Linked DNA regions of Homo sapiens: region 1 is linked to region 2. Evidence: chromatin loops called from intact Hi-C (ENCODE). Cell type or tissue: CD14-positive monocyte. All regions are shown on one strand. Links, peaks and the distances in the headings refer to the core of each region. The heading gives the core; the rest is flanking DNA.

Region 1 (9,872 bases), core at 992-8,991, 160 kb after region 2:
CAGTTGATTGTACTCTCCATTAAGTTGTAATAAGTTAATTTCTATCCTATGGGAAGTGTTTTCACAATTTCTTAAAATGTGTTTTCTTGGTCAATAAATCAAGATTCTGGGAGAATAGGTAATTAGACAAAAGTCATAACCCAGAATTGATTGTATCATTTTCTAAATGTGGCCCTGGACACCTGTGTCCATATTGCAGCAGCAAGCAGAGACAAAGACAGTTGATCTCCCACCCACAACAGTACAATGGCTGAAATGCAATTACTGGCTTTATGGAAAAGCAAAAGGGCCAGGCACCATAAATCTCAAACTGGAACACTTTGCTTTTTAATGAGTCTAAATTATTTCAACAAGCACTGGAATTAAAATCATTCAATTAGCTTCATGCTGTACTTGGAAGAAATCAGTGCCTTATAGAATTTAATTTTTATTTTGTTTATACATTCTTTGAAATGAACAATAATTTTTCTAAATTTGTTAAAAGTTTTTATTTAATTTTAAAATCCGATGATTTACCTTCTCTGTGTACTCACATGCTTAATTCTTCAGGACACAAGATTTTGAGCAAAAGTTTTTGTGGTTTAGCTTTTCCCATTTAGGCAGATATAATTTATGGTGAAGGACAAAGATGTTGCTTGCTTATCTTGGGTAGGCTGACATGGTATGGTTTAGAAAAATAGTAAATTTATTCTGGGATAAGAAAGTATTTTTGGACTATGCCATAACAAGTATTTTCCTCACAATTATTTTGCCAAAGTATGATCTTAAGTATAATAGAGAGTGGAGGTTTCTTTCAGAAGCTGTATCCACCCATATATCGCCCGGGCTGGAGCACAGTGGCATGATCATAGCTTACTGTAACCTAGAACACCCGGGCTCAAACAATCCTCCCGCCTCTGCCTCCCGAGTAGCTGGGACTACAGACATGCCCCACCACACCCAGCTAATTGGGTTTTTAAAAAATGTTTCATGGAGACTGGGGGGCGGAAGTGGAGAGAGGTCTTACTGCGTTGGCTAGGCTGGTCTCAAACGCCTGGCTTCAAGCAATCCTCCTGTCTCAGCCTCCCAAAGTATTGGAATTACAAGCCTGAGCTGCCGTGCTTGGCCAAGCGTGAGTTTTATTTGCAAACGATATGGTGGTTTTGCCTCCCCCAGTGAAGGGCGGTAGAGGGCTGGGAACATTTAGCGCTTTCAGTTAAAGGTGTGAAAGCTCACTCAACCATCAACTGCCTAAAACACTCTCCCAACTTAGTAGGTTATTGGCTTGAATTGACTCTTGAAATTAGAAAAACTTATCAAGGAAGCCAAATAGTAATCAAATCCATTTGATCATTTATACTCAACTAAATAGTTCTGAACTTCTTTTACAATTGAAATTGTTTCCTGGGTATTATTTTTTTTTCATCAACGAGATTGAAGAGGACTAGTTATAATATGTGTTAATAAGTGTCTTCATTAAGCATTTCAGATAAAATGTTTTGATCATCTTCACCAACTCCATAACCTGTCTGCAGGTTTCTTTTCCTTCCCAAAATGTTCTGGAGGTGCTGGATAATAAATATGAGCCATCATAAAACAACTGAGAGTTGACCAGGGTCTTATTTGACAGAGGCCATAAAACTGTAAACTTTAGGAAAAGATTCACATTCTATTCGCATGAGAAAAAGGAGGCAGGATCTGGAAAAGGGAAAGCCAGGAAGATTAATAGTAAGTTTTTACTCTTCCCAAGTCACAAATAAATACGTGCATTTTTGAACACACAAGCTAACCAGAATTGGAATGCCTTCAGATTAACAACCATTGTACTGTACTTATGGGTGATGTTCTGTGCTTTGTCAACATAAATTTAATGTTTTAATGTTTTCTTATCTTATTTTCATAATAGACATGTATTATTTTTATACTCAGAAACTAACACACACACACACACAGAAACATTAAGATAACTTACTCCCCTGAAAGAGCCAGAGTTAGCATTTTGGTTTATATCCTTACAGAATTCTCTCTGCACACCCCCTCTCCTCCCCACATTATTGATGTTCTTTATGACTATTAAAGTGGAAGGGGAGACAGTATTTCAATGACATTCACAGAAATTTAACCAAACATCTTTTGTAAAAACACCTTAATTTAGCTAAAGCACTCTCAGCTGCTCTGACCCACTGGGATGAGGTTCTTGGAGCTCCCCCAGCCCCAGGCTTCATTCCTCCTCCAGCCTTTGCTATGCCAGAAAATGAAGTGTTCGATTCCCACATGAGACCCCATTACATTTTTCTCAGCCTTCCCCTCTCATCATCACTCAGGGAAATGTATTGGAGAACACCAGGGGCTCTACCCAAAGGGGAACAGTAAGTGGGTTATTAGGTGAAGCAAAAGTCACTGTCCTCTAACGGCCTCATTTCCATTCATTAAATTACTGTAGCACATTAGGGTAAGCACAGTGTCCTAGAAAATTGCCTTCGCCTGTGAAACTCGACTTTCAGCTATTAGGAGAGGAAAGGAATTTCTCACATTTCCAAGAATGAAAAGATAATAACATAAGCCTTAGCTACCATTTATTTAGTGTTTGCTATATGTGGGGAAATGTGTCAAGCATTTGTTATCTATACATCTATTATCTGTCTTATTCCACATTTAAACACTAGAAGGAAGTCATGGCTTAGTTGACAGGAGTATGACCTAGAGTCAGGGGCCCTGGGTTCAAATCCTAGCTCTGCTACTTATAACCTGAGCACCTGTGGACAAGTTGTTTAACCTTCCTGTGCTTTAGGATCTAAGTCTGTAAGTGGAGATAATAGTAATATAATAGAAGGCTTAGAACAGTGCTTGGTACATGGTTAATGTTCAAAATGCTGTCAACTATTATTGCTATTATTTTTCCCATTTTACAGATGAGGAAACTAAGGTTTAAAGCATGGGTAATTTGCCCTAAGTCACAGAACTAATCCAGACCTTCTGACTTTAGAGGCCAAGGAACTTGTGCTCAGTCAGTAAGTAGTCAGCAGTAGATCAAAGAGCAGCAACAGGGTGCCTGATTCCTAAATTATAAGCTCTCTCTGCCCATCACACACTAAAGGTGTAGAAAGTGTGGGTTACTGTGCTGAATTTCTATAGACTGTAAATTTATCTTAGATGTTCCTTTCAGGAGAAAGAAATTGTCATACCCAGGAGTGTGTGCCTTGTATAAAAAGCCTTATAAACATTCTAATGTTGTACATGATAAAACAATCTCTCATCTGTCCTTTGAGTGTAAGCACTGGACCAGGTCCCTGGTGTGGCAGGTGTACATGTGGGAGAGGAAAGGGTGTGTGGTGAGAAAAGCCAGACGCTCAGTCTATTCAGGAAGGAGAGCAAAACTCTCTCTCCACCCTTCACTCATCGGACTTCCCAGGTTGTGCTTCTAGACAGAAGCCTTCTCCCATCTCCATATGGACCAGCAATCAAGAGCCTTTCATCCTAGACACCCCTGTGTGGCCCTGAACCTTAATATAACACGTCGCCTGCTCTGGTTCCACCATCACTTTTTCCCCCCTGCTGCAAGGACAGCAATGCCCAAGAGAAGGGCTGCTCCTTCAACTCAGATGCTGGAATAAGGATGACATGTAGAGCAGACCCGTAGCCAGCCCACACGAATGGATGACATAAGCGAGATACATTTTTGTTATTGTAGGCTGCTGAGATTTGTTTGTCACTGCAGCATAATCTAGAGGATCCTGGCTACTGTGTCCACTGTTTGGATCATATTGATCTAAAATATCATATATTTGCAAAAGTATTTGAAAATAATGCTTGCAATGATTGTATTCAATTAAAAAAAAACTAGGGCTACAGCCAAAGCTTCTTTATATGACTGTATAAAGAAATCTTTATATGACTGTATATAGAAATTTTGTCAGTATTCTAAATGCAAACTGACCCTGGACATGTTTTGATGTCCTTGGGAACATTTCAGCTCCCCCGAACAATGGAGTTTTAATTCTAATCCTTTTTTTCCTCTTCTGGGTGCATCTGTGAGCTAGAGAATTCATACCTCCCTTTTCGGCATCACATTCAGAGCTTTAACTAGTCATGACCAGTTCTCTTAAATGCATCCCAGACAAAGGCAATTGCAAAGCAAAAGCCACATTCAACTTTGCCACATCATACTGGAGAGAAATGGCTCAAAGGTTAATGGCAGACATATGGTTTACACTTGCTATTTCCTCTAAGCTTAACTTTGGATTTTTTTATTCCTTAGTTGTGTAAAGCTATAGCCAAATCAGCTCTCAGATGCATGTATATACTGTTTCAGAATGGAAAAAGAAAGTTGAATGGCAAACAAGTGAAAGAGTTGTATTCAAGAAGACTATTTGGAAACATAGATTTTTAGAAAATAAAATCACATGTAAGTAAACATGTCTGGTCAGTCAGATTCCTGGCTAGAATGCAAAAAAAAAAAAAGTTTGAAGGCTTAGCCAGTTAAATAAGAAAGTATGTGGTGGTAGTAGTGGTAAGCACCAGTGAAGTTTAAAACAAATGGCTTCAAGTACAGATTATACACACACATATTTATAAAGACACACTTATAATATATTAAATAATGTATATGATATTACATATTAAATATAAACGCAAACACTTATATCCTGCAGGACTTATTCCTGCAACTATGCTTTGGATTTTAAGTCACTCTTCAGTGATAAAGGGATCCCTTTTTATTTATTAAATACACAGTTTAAATTTTCTCGGTGTTTTCTAACCATTATGTCTTGTATGCTCCCTACAGATTGTCCAGTTTTAAAACCTGCACAGCTGAAATGAGTAATTGCCTGGGCAAAGGGTCACACCTGCTTGGTTTAACAGGATGCAGACAAATGAGAGGCCCGCCTCGCAGAGATGCTCAGCCCGGCTCAGCAGCACAGACGTCAGGACTCACCAGATATTGGGTAAAAACAGAAACTTCCTCTGTGCTGCTGTCAGAGTTCAGTCTCACCAACCTCCTGAGTCTAGGGGAACTTACCACTGGAAAAGTTATAGTTCTGTTTCCCGCACTGTCCACATCATTGGTCACAGCTTTCAGGTCATGAGATGAAAGGGGCTTCACAGAACCTAAGTGAAGATTAAAACATGTATATGAGTATAAAGCACAGAAAAGCTGCCAGTTAACAAAATAATCTGTATAGATCCCTGAAAACTCTCTGGAAAACACTTGGTTATAACTTGGTTGTAATAGGGGGCACTGGCTAGCTCTAACTTGAAACTGGGCTATAAGATTCTAGTGATCCCTGAGGCATCTATCTGTGGACATAATTTGCTACTAGGGCCCCAGATGAAACAGGCTTATTACCCCCAGCCCAGGCCTAGGTGTCTGATCCCTAGAGAAAGAAGGCAATGCCTGGCTATGTGGCCCCAGGCTCAGCTCCCAGTACATGAAAGGGAAAGCAAACTGTGTAGTGCCGAGAACACAGGAGATAGCACTCTCCCCTTGGAGGATGGGTAGAGGGGTCCTGGCCTGATGGCAGCTGTAGGTGCTCAATGGAGTGCCCATCTGCTGATATCTAGGGGCAGACGGTGGCTCTTGAACAAACGTGAGACATCTCCTGGGGACCCTGACAAATGCATGGACATTGTGGGGAGGGAAGGGCACATGTGAATGCCATGGGGGGAAGAACCAGTGACACATGGCTTTGTGTGCTGTGACCTCATTAGTAACCAAAGGCCAGAGAGACTTGGGGACACTCAAGTTAGAGCCAGAGAGGCTTGGGAACGTTCAAATGCTCTGTGGTAAAGGATCAGTGTTACCTAATTCACCATGGACAAATAATTTTATAAAATACAATAAAAATGTTACAGCAACATCAACTTGCTATACAAATTTCTAAACACTTCCTGTTGCTTTCGGTTCTTATTGGTTCACAGACTGGAAGGCCCGTGGACCACATTTAGAGGAGCACAGAGTTGGAGTACATATCCCTTTACTTTGCAATGATTTGGGGAACATCTCTAACCTTACAGGATGGCAGGTCTGAAATTGACTCACGTGGTTCTTCCAGCCCAGAATCTTCTCTCATCTCGTTTGTTTGAGCCTTTGCTAAAGGTTTTAGCATTAGGCCTTCGCAGGATAGCCCTCTGAAAAGGCACTTTATAAATTGTTTATGAAGTTGAGTTAACTATCTAACAATAACTAAGCTTCCTGAATGACATCCTGTTTTGCTTTCCTTGCTCAGCCATTGTAGTCTTAGAGAGCAAGGGCCATCAACCATAGTACTCAAACTACACTAGGCACTGGCTAAGTCCAAGGAGACACCAGCATTGTATCTGCAAGATTTCCAAACTTGCAAGGATTGTCCTAAGCCTTCAATTTGGAGGCTCCATTTATAGTGTCTGAGAACTTTGGGATGGACACTCGGTCCTGGGTCTCCTTGGGGGTGAAGGTAAGAGTGCCTGGGCAAGTCAGCCCAGGAACACAGCTCCGCGCCAAGTTCAGGACTGTCTTGGCACACGTTTGTTTATTACACAACATGCTCATATGATGCTGGTAACTGCCACCCGCATTCCTTTCACTTCTTGCTGCTGACATTTTTTGCAGTCATTGCCAACCTCTGGCTTCTGGAGCTGGGAGGCTAGAATCAGAGGTCACTCCAGCGAGACTAAGAGCAGTGTTTCTGTGCCCTCAGTCTATGCTAATAAAGCCATACTGGGGACCTTCCTTTGTCACCTGTCAAAGTAGAATGCCCCTTCCTATCAGATGGATTATGTCTCTAATGTGTGTGGTCTCTGGCCACCCCAACATCCAACTTGTCCATCTTCAGTTTTTCTTAGAAACCTTTCCCCACTGTGCCTTTTTTCTTATAAAGGGCACTGATTTATAATTCACTTGTTCCATCATGTCCAGAGTTGCCTTTGGCAGGTAGGACTCTTTTTAAAATACATATTATTTCATTTATCTCAGCCTTTTGGAGTAGAGGAGCCACCAGAGTTGTCCCAGGCCAAGAGTGCTTTTTTCTCAGCCATAATACCTCAATCTTCAACCTCTTCTCCAGCTACCTAAGCCAGAAGGGTATCTAGGTTTAATTCCTACTCAGCAGTCACTCTGAACATGTTCAGTAAGCTAGTGCTCACCCCTGGTTGCAATTGCCTGACAAGCCTCTCTTATGACCCAGCCCAACTCTCTGAAAGACAAGCATCATTTCCCTCCTGCCCACTGCATTTCATCCAAGCAGTTCATATTTTCATCAGTGAGCTCCAGGCATTTAATTTGGAAATAATTTCTCTAAGGTCCTACCTAAATCTATATCCATAGAATAACTGCCTAATAAAGGGTATGGTCATAAGAGGCTCTGAAACCACATCTGTTTGGCAAGACTTCACTCTGTATGCCCTTTATGGAGATTTGAAAAAGCAAATCTATATTCTGAAGTCTCTGAGAAGTCATGGAGTAAAGAAATCTGTTTTATTCTCCTTATAAACACAGGATTTCTCAAAATCCTTGTATCCCAGCATGTTTGTTTCAAGAAAAACCATAGCCAGGTTTTCATGGGCACTAGGCTTGGAAGCCTTAGATATTTCTTCAGTAAACACTATCAGGTACCTAATATGTGAAAGGCCCTACAATGAGAAGCAGAGATCTAACAAGACACAGCCCTACCCTCTCTTTTAGATATCATAACCCTAAGAAGTATGCATTTGTTTCCTCATCACTAAGAAGGGATGATAAGGCTTAGCACAGTTAAGCAAATTCCTTGAGGGTCAAGTGTAAGTCTCGCTGACTCAGAAGTGAGTATTTATTTTTAAGTTGACGCTATCTCATCTATACTCTTCTACTTAGAACTCAATGGGGGAAATGATATCTGAGTCAGGAAACAATGTGATTAACCATTCAAGAAATCTGACTTATTCTCCTCCCCACCTTCCAAACCTATCCTTCCTTCCCTGGGTCTTCACTTCATAGTCTTGCTGTCGTCCCTGGAGTGCCCTCCCCTCCTCGACACCACCCACCAAAATGCTGTTCATTCTGAAGGGGCAGCTCGAGGCTTGTCTTGGCCAACAAGCTCCCTTTGACCCTTGCAGTCTAGGGGAAATTTCCCTCCTCCGAATTCCTGCAGCTTACCCATTCTGTACCACTCACTGGACACTTACTATATGTTTTACATGGTTAGTGTACTCCTGAGTGTAGAGCTCTCATTTCACCAATTAATAGGCCTTTAATTACTTCCTTGAGGATTGACAATCTTTTCTCATAGTTCTTGGTTACCTCCCACTAAATCTTACAATATACAATTCAGTGTTTCAAGAGCCACTGACTAAAAGGTTTACAAATCCCTGCTCTAAACCCTTTAGTAACACACTGTGAGTCCCTCTCCTTTCTTTTCTCCTTCAGTTCTTGCCATGGACGACAGACAGCTGGTGGTGAGATGTAGCTCCTTCTATCTCATGACCAGAGATTGAAGTCACAGACTTTTCCAGGAAGACCCTTGCCTGAAGGGCTGCTTAACTCTGGGTCTATGTAAGCCTGTATTCTAGACCATTCTAAACAAAACTCTCAAGGTCAATCCCTCCCCAGTACTTTTTTTTAAAAAAGCCAAGTACAATTTGGATAAGTAGAAAAACTAGGTCCTAAAGCCACAGTATATTCCAACACACCACCACCAAAGATAAACAAACAAAATCAATGGCAGCATTCAAGGTGAAAAACTGGTTATAAAACTCCTTTCTGGGGAGTAAAGTTTACAGGAAGAAATAGAATGTGTTTCAATTTATATACGTATAAAATATAACAAAACGAAAATACACTTCGGGTAAATTTTTTTCTTAGTTCATAAAAAAATGTTCATTTAGAACTATAATCCTTCTACTTTAAAATAAGCAACTTGACAGATAATTTTCAAATTTGTCAGGGCATAGAAGTCACGGTTAACCTCAAAACATTCACCATACTAAGTATTATAGTAATTATTTTGGCTTACCATGCAAATTCTGTGAGTCTCAAGCTAGGGCCACTTTTTAAGGCTGGGTGCAAGAAGGAAGCAAAAGAGAAATAGCCAAAGTTGGACAAGCTGGTAGAGGAAGTCTGACTAGTAGGGGATAAATGTGAGTCAAAAAAAATTTGTTGACTAATGCCAGGTTGCAATATTTCCCTAACGAAGGAGAGTAAAACACAGAATTTCTACATAATCGCTGCTTATTAAATTGCTATACATATTTTCCTGGTTGTGCATGTCAAAATTCTTCAGTAATATCGAGAAGGAGATAAAATAAACAGCTACCATGACGGCCGCATTCTCAGGAAACCAACATTCTACAGCAGAGACAGCCCTGGGACACCAGCCCAGACATACAGCAGAGGAGCGGCCCCATGCAAGAATGGGATTTGGAGTCGGAGTTTGCACTCAGTCATGAGCTTTAGGATCCCTATTAGTTACATGACCTTGAGCCTTCCCAAGCCTCCATGGTTTTTATTTAATTTAATTTAATTTAATTTTTTTTTTTTTATTTTTTTATTTTTTAGTGACAAAGTCTCTCTCTGCCATCCAGGCTGGAGTGCAGTGACACCATCATAGCTCACTGCAGCCTCAAACTCCTGGGCTCAAGTGATCCTCCTGCCTCAGCCTCCCAAGTACCTGGGACTATAGACACACACCACCACACCTTGCTAACTCCATGTTTTTTATCTGCCAAATGGGAAGGACCAAAATTTGCTTTTATATATACTCTCATTTAAATCCTTATAGCAACCCAGTGCAATAGATAAACAATATAAAACACTATAAAGACACACAATAATTACCTGCACTTCTAATTATTTCACTATCTCAAGCTAGCTATACTCTGCTAAGAGGGGAAAGAGAAAAAGGGAAAGACCCAGCCCTGCTTTTGTGAAATTTCTACAAGAA
Region 2 (9,872 bases), core at 516-8,515:
CTCAGCTTCCCCCTGCTACAGCTCCCTGCAGTGATGTTTGTGTTGGGGCATGATGGACCCACCCCCAATGAGGACACTGACACCTCCAACCTGCTATGGCTATGCTTCAAAGCCACAAAATGTATCCCCTGCTGCTGGAGCTGTTGGCACTGACCCTTCTCTGTCTCTCTCACACCCACCAAATGTGATGCCTCCCTCTCCTTCTTCTGCCCGGATTGGGGCGAGGTGGCCACAGTGCAAATTCTGTTTTTTCTGGACTCCATACAACTCCAATCTCAACCCCAACCAGAAGGCACCATAACACTTTCTTGTGCTCTCCTCTGGACCATCCAAAAGCTGCCTTCTGGGCTGCCTGACAGTCATATTCTTAGTCTTACATGTTCCTACAGCGTCTCTTCTTTAGGAGCCAACTGTGGGGGGCTAGACCAGAAATGTTCTGATTTTGAGAAAAGCGTGAAGTTTATGAGTTTTACTTTCTGATATGGGTCTATTACCTTGAACCAAGCCAGTATGCCAGGCTTTATATCCCTAAAATACGCCTTTCCCAAAAGGAGGACCATCTTCCAGGAATGTCCAGGCATGTGTGAATCCAGGAGGAACATGGCGTGAACCTCAGCAGAGACTCCACCCATATTAGCATGTCCTTAATAGCTCCCCAATGTTTGTATTTACTGCCTAGATCTTGTCCAAAGCCAGGCTTTTCCAGAAAGTGCACATTCCTCTTCTGATCTTGCATCGTGCCAGAGAGGCAGCTCTGTTTAAATAGCAATAGTCATAGTTGCTTAATGCCTGTTTCACACCGTATACTGTGAGGCATTATTTCTGCTTTTCACAATCACTGCAAGGAAAGTGCTGCTATTCAAATTTTAAATACAAAGAGGTCAAGTAGAGAGGTTAAGTGATTTCCCCAAGGCCACAATGAGTGGTAAAGCTAAGACTCAAACCCAGATTGGTTGGAATCAAGCCTAGGCTTGTCTTGTGTAATACAGTTCAGTATTACCCAGGCCCTGGAACCGAAATCTGCGTATGAACAGCTCTCTTAGGACATATTCAAATATTTTCATCCTCTTTGCTGAGAATTTAAGAGATGAATGTGGACTCCCAAACACACACAGCCTCTTGAGTCCTGGCATAAAGTCTGTTCTCAGACTTCTTTAGATAGATTTCACACTGTCATCATTTTCTAACCTAGGGTAGCTTCCACCTCAAGTACAATAGGAATATATTCTAGTAGTTGATCAGTTCAAATTTCCTGCATTTCCACGGCTCATTCTTGGCTCAGAAAACCCTGAGCCTACTCAGGCTGAGGGGGACCCCCCTCTTGTGCTTCCAGGTGTCACATGATTGAAACCACTTTTGCAAAGATTATGACAGCAAGAGAGGTCTAGCATGGCTGACTCCATCTTGCTTCTAGTCTCACAGGCTGACTGTCCTTGCTCATTCCTGGGCATACGCCAAGCTAACTATGGAAGGAATTTAGTTTACAGTTTAACTTTAGAACAAGGATGATAATAGTCCCTCCCTAAAACTAACCTCCTTCTTGCTGAGGGACAGAAGCTGCCTTTGTAAAACTAATGAAAGGCCATGAGATTAGGATTATGGAAGGGGCCTGAATTCTGCTAAAATGTAGGCATAGTTTTTATAATCCCTATGCTGGAGAGCATGTGGCCAGAGGCCATAATATTTGTGACTTTCACAATTATTGCTACAGATAACATCACTATTGTATAACCTAATATTGGTCTTTTGAGACGTTTTTCAGACTTTTGCATTCTGGCAACTGACTGACCCCACCTGGACACGTAACTCATGTCTTAATCACACCTGTGGTCACAACCCAGAGGCAGATTCAGCACACGAGGACCATTTTTCACACCCTTATGATTTCATCCCCAACCAATCAGCAGCACCCATTCCCTACCCACCTGTCCACCAAATTATTCATAAAAACTCTAGCCTCTGAGTTCTCGGAGAGGCAATTTGAGTAATAATAAACTCCTGTCCTTCTGCTTGGTCAGTCTTGCATTAACTAAATTCTTTCTTTACTGCAAGACTGCTGTCTCAGTAAATTGGGTTTATCTGTGCAGCCAGCAAGAAGAACCCATCAGGCAATCACATTAATACCCCTGTGAAAGCCCTTTCCCTGAAATCAACATTTCTTGCTATCTTGCTTTTTCCTGTCCCACAGCTCTGTTTCCATTTAGGGATTCCTGTGCAGCTGACTCTCACATCTACCTCCAGGGTGGAGCCTGTGACCATCTTTTGGTCATGTAATTGATTAGCTCAGCTTAGCCACCAGCCCCACCCTGAACCACACTGAGTCTCAGGACATTTTCCAGGAGTGCTGGGGCAAAGACACATTCTTTCTCATGGGATCTGAAAAAGGAAGCATGTTTCTCTGAGAGTTGCTTATGGCCATTTTGGGACTCTGAGCAGGGTCAGCCTTAGAATGCAGCCAGTATCCCAGAAGGCAGGTAGAGAAATGGAAAAGAAACCCAATGGCTGAGCTGCTGGGAGTGAGCTTGTCTTAGGCAAACCTTCCTTGAGAGTTTTCAGTCATGTGAGCCAATCAATTTCCTTCCTGGTTTGAGCCTGATTGAGCCAGATTTTCTGTTGCTTGCAATACAAGCATCTTACATCTACATTTTGCAATAATGGTCAAATTTTTTGTTGTCTCTCTCCCTAGATTGTGAGCTCCTTGATCCCTAAGAGAAAATTGGTTGAAGGAATGAAAGGACAAAAAGATAAAAGGAAAAAGAAATCAGTTGCTCATGTGTGTTGAGGACTTGTTTAAGGCCATTACCATTTAACTAGCTATTCACTGCTCTTCCTGATTCATGGACATTCCAATTAAAGAGCTGGATCCTTTGAGAAATCTTCAATACCAATATCCATGGTCAGGAACAGTGCTCATTTAGCAGAAAGGAGGTCAACTCCACCAGAACTTATGAAATCTGCAGAGCAAGGAATAACTCAGAGAATCTTGCAGATGAACTTGCATTTCTTATCATGTGATAAACAAAGAAACTTTAATTTATCCATCGTAAATCAGGGTCTTGGAAATAAAGCATGGGGAAATGGATGTCTATAGGAGCCCTCTGCAGAAATGTTGCCCCTTGACTCCAAGCTCAGAGAGGCTTGTATTTGAAGATGTCAGCAGCCTCCCGCTCCACAAATGAATCATGAGAAGGAGGGAATGAAGGTGGTTGAAGTAGGTGTGGGCCTTTCATCCTCTACAGTATGCCTATCGTGAGTATCTGATGTTGTTATGTGCACTTATGTGTACTTGCACACATGCACCCATCTAAAACAACATTTTCTGTTGGGAGTTTCAAAAGAAAAAAGTGAAGCTGTTACTGAAGCCCCAGAAGAAAAGATTTGCATAAATGGGGATGGATTTCTTGCAATCTCCCCTGGTGCTGCTTGTCCCAGTCCTTGCCCCACCCACCTACTACACACACAGGAACAGCTCTTCTCTGCAAGAAATGCTAGACAGGAGGAAGTGCCCTGGCCTTGACCTCCTGCTTTCACAGCATCACACATCAGTGGTGGTGAGTGCCGTGGAGGAAGCATTGCATGCATAACTGAGTTAGCAAATAGGAAAGAGGGCTTTCAGAGAGTAGTGGGGAGAAGAGGAAGGGTGGCAGAAAGTATTGCTGCAAGAACTAAGCTCTAGGCCTGGCACTGCCACCATATCTGAGCAAGTCCTTATGCTTCTCTACACCTTGATTTCTTCAATGGCAAACTGGGGAGATTCTGGGTAACAAGATAAGGCATGATGTCTGCTACCACATGGAAATAAGAAGGAGCACAAAAGCCATTTTTCCAGCTCCTCCAGGGTTTGTCCCACCACCACCACCAGCTACCAGGGAGACTGTGCCCTGAATTCCTTCTTTTTTTCCCATAGATGTTCAACAGCCTCCTCCACACTCAGAGTGTCTCATTTCCAGAAGACTCATGACTCCTGCCATGCTGTCCCATCTATGAATAGAGAAAAGGAACATTTACTTGGTACTCCAAAACTGTGGGGATCACAACGCAAAGACCACCTGAAAGAGTGTCACAAAGAAAAATACACCTGTAAAAGGCTACTAACCAGCTATCATCCTATCAACAGCCGCACACTCATTCACTCATTTACTTGTTCAACAAATATTTATGTCGAAGTTAATCACTTACTCAACAAATAATTATACTGCCAGGATCTGGAGGTACAAGAGTAAATAAAGTATAGAAATTCCTTTTTTGCTGTTTAGTTTAGTAGGAGATACAAGTAATAAAGCAACTTTAAAAGCACTATAATTAGATTGCCTTGGATAGAAAGTTATAAAGTACTATTATAGTGCACATCATGGTGGGGGCAGTGGGTTGCTCCTAGTCTGTCCAAAGGAAGGTGGAAGGGTGAGCAGCAGAAGTGATCAGGGAAAGAAGAGGTGGGGTTGGGTCTACAGAGAGTGTTCCAGGCAAGGAACAGCCGGGTGAGGCCTGAAGGTGAGAGTGAGAGAGGACAGGTGGGTTGCAACAGAGATTGTTTGAGGACAAGTGTGTGGAAGCGGGGAAGCCTGAATAAAGTGGTGGTAATAGTGTACTTCGGTAGATTCTTGGGCAAGAGCATGACCTTACAAATATACTTTAGGAAAAAAAAAACAGTCTGTTTTCTATATTCAGCATGCATTGGAAGTGACAGAGACCAGAGGTAGGGAGAAGGGCAAGGGGATTTTAGTAGTAATGAGGACAAGGACCAGAGTGCTATCCCTGAAAACAGAGAATAAAGAACAGGTAGAGCAAAGACATGGAATCAACCCAAATGCCCATCAATGACAGACTGGATAAAGAAAATGTGGGACATATTCACCATGGAATACTATGCAGCCACAAAAAGGAATGAGATCACATCCATTGCAGGGACATGGATGGAGCTGCAAGCCATTATCCTCAGCAAACTAACACAGGAACAGAAAATCAAACACCGTATGTTCTCACTCGTAAGTGGGAGCTGAACAATGAGAACACCTGGACACAGGGAGGGGAACAACACACACTGGGGCCTGTTGGAGGGTGGGGTAGGGGGAGAGCATCAAGATAAATAGTTAATGCACACGGGACTTAATACCTAGGTGATGGGTTGATCGTGCAGCAAACCACCATGGCACACGTTTACCTATGTGACAAACCTGCACATCCTGCACATGTACCCCAGAACTTAAAATAAAAATAAAAATTAATTAAACAAAAAAGAACAGACAACCAATAGGCTGTCTTTCAGCTTAGCCTATGCTGTACTAGGAGAGCCTGGGAGAGAACTCTGTTTAGAAATAAACAAGCCCAGGGATTGCCATCTATTTGCCCTGTATTCACTTGGACTTATTTATCATAGTGCTTTTTCAAACTGTGTTCAAAACTCCCTGGGGTTTTCCAGAGGTGCTTTAGAGACCCAATTCAACCATGTTGGCCTATTTTGGACAAACAAAGGCTTGAAAATCACCAGCATACCTTTTCACAGTGTACATGCTCTGTCCGAGGTCCAGTGCTCTTGGTGGTTATTAAAAGTGGATTTGTGTGTGTGTATCAAGACTGCCACGCACTCTCAGAAGTTCACTCTGTGCCCCCCTTCAAGCCCCTCTTGAAGACAGGAATCTCTCTATTTCTGGTTGTTCTGCCCCTGCCCTCCCTACCTAAATCCAGACCCTACTCAAAAAGGAAAATGGTTTCTCAGCATTCCTCCCCATGTTCATTATCTGGCAGCTCTTCTCTGGAGGTTGGAAAGAATTAATCCATTATTGTTGTCAACACAATCATAATAAGGCATGAAAATGAAGTGATGAGATCTTTTTTTCAGTCAAACCTCTTGAAGAGAAACAGAAAACAAAAACAGCATTTTATCTTTGACTAGAATGATTATTTCTCAAAGGAAATAACTTCAGTCCCGTACTTTGTGGGAGGAAAGGCACAAGATGTGGAGGATGTCCAGGCACTGTGCCTGGCTCACAGACATTGTTCATAAATGTTTGGTTCATAGTTTCTTTCATTCATTCTATAAACATAAACTCTGATCTCTAGGAGGAGGATTTTATTTGCCTCTTGAACTATCTCTTGACAAAGCCAAGTCACCACACAAATGATGCAGGCAACTGCCAGCTGGTTTGCAAATTTCCTGAGTTGCCCAAGTACAGCACAGTGAGCATGAAAATCAAAGGCTCTCAAACCTGGAAGGAACCTTTAAAAATGACCCGAGGTCAATTGCCCAGGAAAATCCCTGCCAAGTGCTGCAAGTTGAGGTTGGAAGTGTCCAGTCTCTCTGATGCAGCCAAGTCTGTCTTTGGACAACTCTGTTAGAAGGCTCTTCCTGATATTGAATTGAAATCTATCACTTCATAGCTTTTCTTTATTCCTCCAATAAATCCTGTATGAGAGACCAGGAGGCAGAACAGAATCATTCAAATCCTCCTTCTTGGCAATCTGTTGAATATTGGAAGACAGGGGCCAAGTTCTCTGAGTCTTCTTTTCTCCAAGGCCTCTGTCTCCTAATCTTTCAAACATTTCCATGGGATAAGATTTTCAAATTATCTTGGTCCTTTTCCCATTAAGAAGCTTTACTTTTCTACTCTTAAAATAGGCTGCCTAGAATAGAAATAATTCCATGTGACTTAACTAGCGCAGAAAGGAACAGACTCTGCTAAATCTGATTTCAGAGACTGCCACTCACTAGCAGCGTGGCTTTGGCAAGTTACTTCCCTTTCTAGGAAACATGGTTTAATATGTAGCCTCAAGTAAAGTGCCTACTACAGTGCCTGGCATAAAGGGGTGTCAATACCTGATATCTACCTATCAATTGCTATTATTCTTCTGTCAATGCAGTTTCAGGTGGCACTAGACCTTAAGGTGATAACATCACACTATTGACTCCTAGGTTTTACCCACAAGTAAATTCAGAGTATTAAGTGGTTTTAATCCATGGCTCCCCCATCCTTTACTCACATTGTGTGTGTGTGTGTGTGTGTGTGTGTGTGTGTGTGTGCCTAAGCATCAAAATTTCCATTTATCTTATAAAATTGTATTTGTTCAATTCAGGTCATTGTTTAATGTGAGCAAATTTAATGAACAAGACTCTATCTTTTTATCTAAGTCTAAAACTAACAAAAATGCCCCCAAGTTCATGGTACAGAACCAAGCCTTGTTACCACTAGAAAACTTTCTTCAGGTTGATCCCTATCTATTAGCCACTATCTTTGAATAAATTAATTCAACCTGTAAATAATTCACTTAATTTCATTTTTATCTTGTGAATAATTTTTCCTCTAAAATAAAAGAATATCATAGCTTTGTCAAATGATTTGGGCAAGTCCAGAAAGACCAGAACTGCTGGGTTTTCTTTCTCTACCAATCTAGTAAACTATCACAGTAGGAAACACATTCTTTGTGAACTCCTATAGCTTTCTCATGATCACAGTTTTCCTGCCTGGATGTTTATAACTTACCTTAATGCCACACTTGGGAACCTCAGTGAGAAACTTTTCTATTTCCTAAAATAATTTTACTCATGAATTAAGGTAATGCTAGCAGTTGAAGCAGATATATCCCCACGTTTTTGTGTCTTAACCCAATAGAAGTTGTTTGTTTCTCATTCATGTCAAGTCTGTAAGGGCTGTTCCTGATCTGCGGGCCATCTTCTCCCCAAGCAGTAAATTCAAGGCTCCTTCCATTTTGCAGTTCTGGAATCTTCCTAATAAACCCAATACAAAGGATAATGCAGGATTAAATGGAAAATATTTCAGTAAAGAGAAGGAAGAGAATTTCAGACTGACAGAGAAATAAAGGAAAGACAAAGGCAGGGATGCAAAGAAGTATAGAGTACATGGCATTTAAACCAGGTGTGTAGGGAAGGCTTCTAGATAGGATCTGTGCCTTCAAGTGAGAGATGCAGATGATTTGTGTGTAAGGCAAGGAGGTAGCTGAGGAATATATACCCTGAACTCACTCTCCCTTTCCAGGGCTCCATATTGTCAAAACTGAACTAGTAGCCAGAGGGAAGGGAGTTTGCTGATGCGATACAGATTAGCTGTCGGGACAGAAAATGGGGAGAAGGGTACATAATGGGTCTGAAAGGCAAACAAAAGATAGCAGCATTTTAGAGGTGAAAACAGTACACTCTGACCTGTGCTTTACAGAGACTAATATGGTAGCAGTGGGAATGAGGATGGGAGGGGGCAGATATTGGAGGCAGGAAGACCTTCAGGGAGGGAGGGCCGGGACAGAGGGGTAATCATAGGACTAGAGGAAAGAGTTGAAAACTGGAATCAGTGAACGGTTAGATATGAGACGCATGAGGAGAGTTGAAGGGGACTCTCAGATCATGGTTTTGAAAGGCAAATGACAAGTTCATCTGGGGACATGTTGAGTATAATTTGTTTTGGGACATCCATATGGAGATATTCTGAGTCAACTCAGCCCCGGGGGAACTGATTTTGTCATCTGGCTCTGCTCCTTTCTGGAAAGCTCTCAAAAATACATGGATAGTTAGACCTGGTTCAAAGCAAAATCTTAGATGCCTATCTTAATCATCTTTCTCTTAAAAAAATCTGGGGATAAAAAGCATTTTATATGAATTCTATATCTTTAAAATTTTTTTATTTGATGCTATATTGCATTTGTTTACAGAAGATGCATGTTATGGATGAGTATAGGGTAACATGGGATACCTGAAATTTAAATTGAACGTAAAAGTGCATGTTGGATTATCTCCCAAAGGAAAGAAACTAAATTAGAGTTTGTATGTAAACTTTAGCCCTTGTCTCAAATGCATATTTTAAATCTCAAATCATCTCTCTTTAATTCCTTGTTTAAAAACATTAAAGTCAATAAAACAGTTCATGAAGCTCAGTTTCTTTCTTGTCAAATATTTGTCAAAATTAAGACTACTTTGGTATAACAAACTAAATAATCAAACTGATTCTTGACTGAATATTGAAAATATAATTCTAAATTGAATACAAGTAAACAAGCCTGAAATTTACTATGGGTGGCAGTAATCCATGTGTAGCCCCACATTTCCATTCATTTAGAAAATATCTTTGTGCTCAACTATCTATAATAATTATCTTTATTACTGTAATAAAGATAACCATCTAATTATCTAATTACCTTTCTAAGGGGATTTGGTTAATTTCAGGCTAAAACAGTTTAAATAAAATTATGGCGGCTTTAAAATATTTCCATATTTACACATTGAGGTACAAATAGTTACTCTTGCATTAATAGACAGTATAGTATCAATGAATAAAGATCAGGAAAGCACTTCGAAAACAAGGCAAGGTTTTGCAGACAAGATTTAGGATAGACAGGCAGAAATAGTTAACCATGCATATGATGTCTCACAAGCCTAGCTGGTGTCATAAACATTTACTTTGATAACATTTGCAGTAGGTGAGTCACATTTTTTAAATGATTGACTTTTCAGGGTCCCCTATAAATAGGAAAGTGTCCGATTCTTCTAAAAAGAATTTTCTCTGAAAATAAACTATGAAATAGTTTTTGGCTTTAGTTATTGCTGCCTTGATGATCAGTTACTCTAAATAAAATAGGATGGATTATCCTGCAGTAACAAACTAAATTCTCGGTAGCTTAAAACAGCAAAGTTCATTTCTCACTCAGGCCACATACCCACCGCGCTTCAGCAGGAGCCTCTGTTCCACGTAGGCACTCAGGGAGGTAGGCTGATGGGCCTCCACCAAATGAAACATTGCTGATCACAACGACAAGGGGAAAGGACCATGGCAAACTATCACTGGCAAACCCTTAAAGGCTTCCACCTGGAAGAGATACATATGACTTCCATTTAAATGTCATTGGTTAAAGTAAATCATATGGCTATG

The links. Peaks named below come from ENCODE experiments on the same cell type or tissue, not always from the same donor. Only the 100,000 strongest peaks of a DNase experiment are listed, where the experiment ranks them.
Region 1: it touches region 2 in a loop (2.2-fold over the local background); 5 of 110 quality-filtered maps call a loop at or near these places.

What each region holds. Positions count from the first base shown.
Region 1 is chr5:54,828,124-54,837,995 of GRCh38, forward strand. It overlaps the pseudogene CSPG4BP. Among named protein-coding and RNA genes, the nearest start is that of LINC02998, 89 kb to the left of the region's middle. In CD14-positive monocyte, for the core only: no CTCF peak of the experiment used is centred there; DNase peaks (open chromatin) are centred at 4,978, 5,668 and 6,498; H3K27ac peaks cover 2,419 bases.
Region 2 is chr5:54,670,481-54,680,352 of GRCh38, forward strand. The region is part of intron 1 of LINC02998 (long intergenic non-protein coding RNA 2998); the gene reads right to left. Among named protein-coding and RNA genes, the nearest start is that of LINC02998, 69 kb to the right of the region's middle. In CD14-positive monocyte, for the core only: no CTCF peak of the experiment used is centred there; DNase peaks (open chromatin) are centred at 881, 2,581, 3,551, 6,191 and 2 weaker places; H3K4me3 peaks cover 3,003 bases; H3K27ac peaks cover 6,128 bases.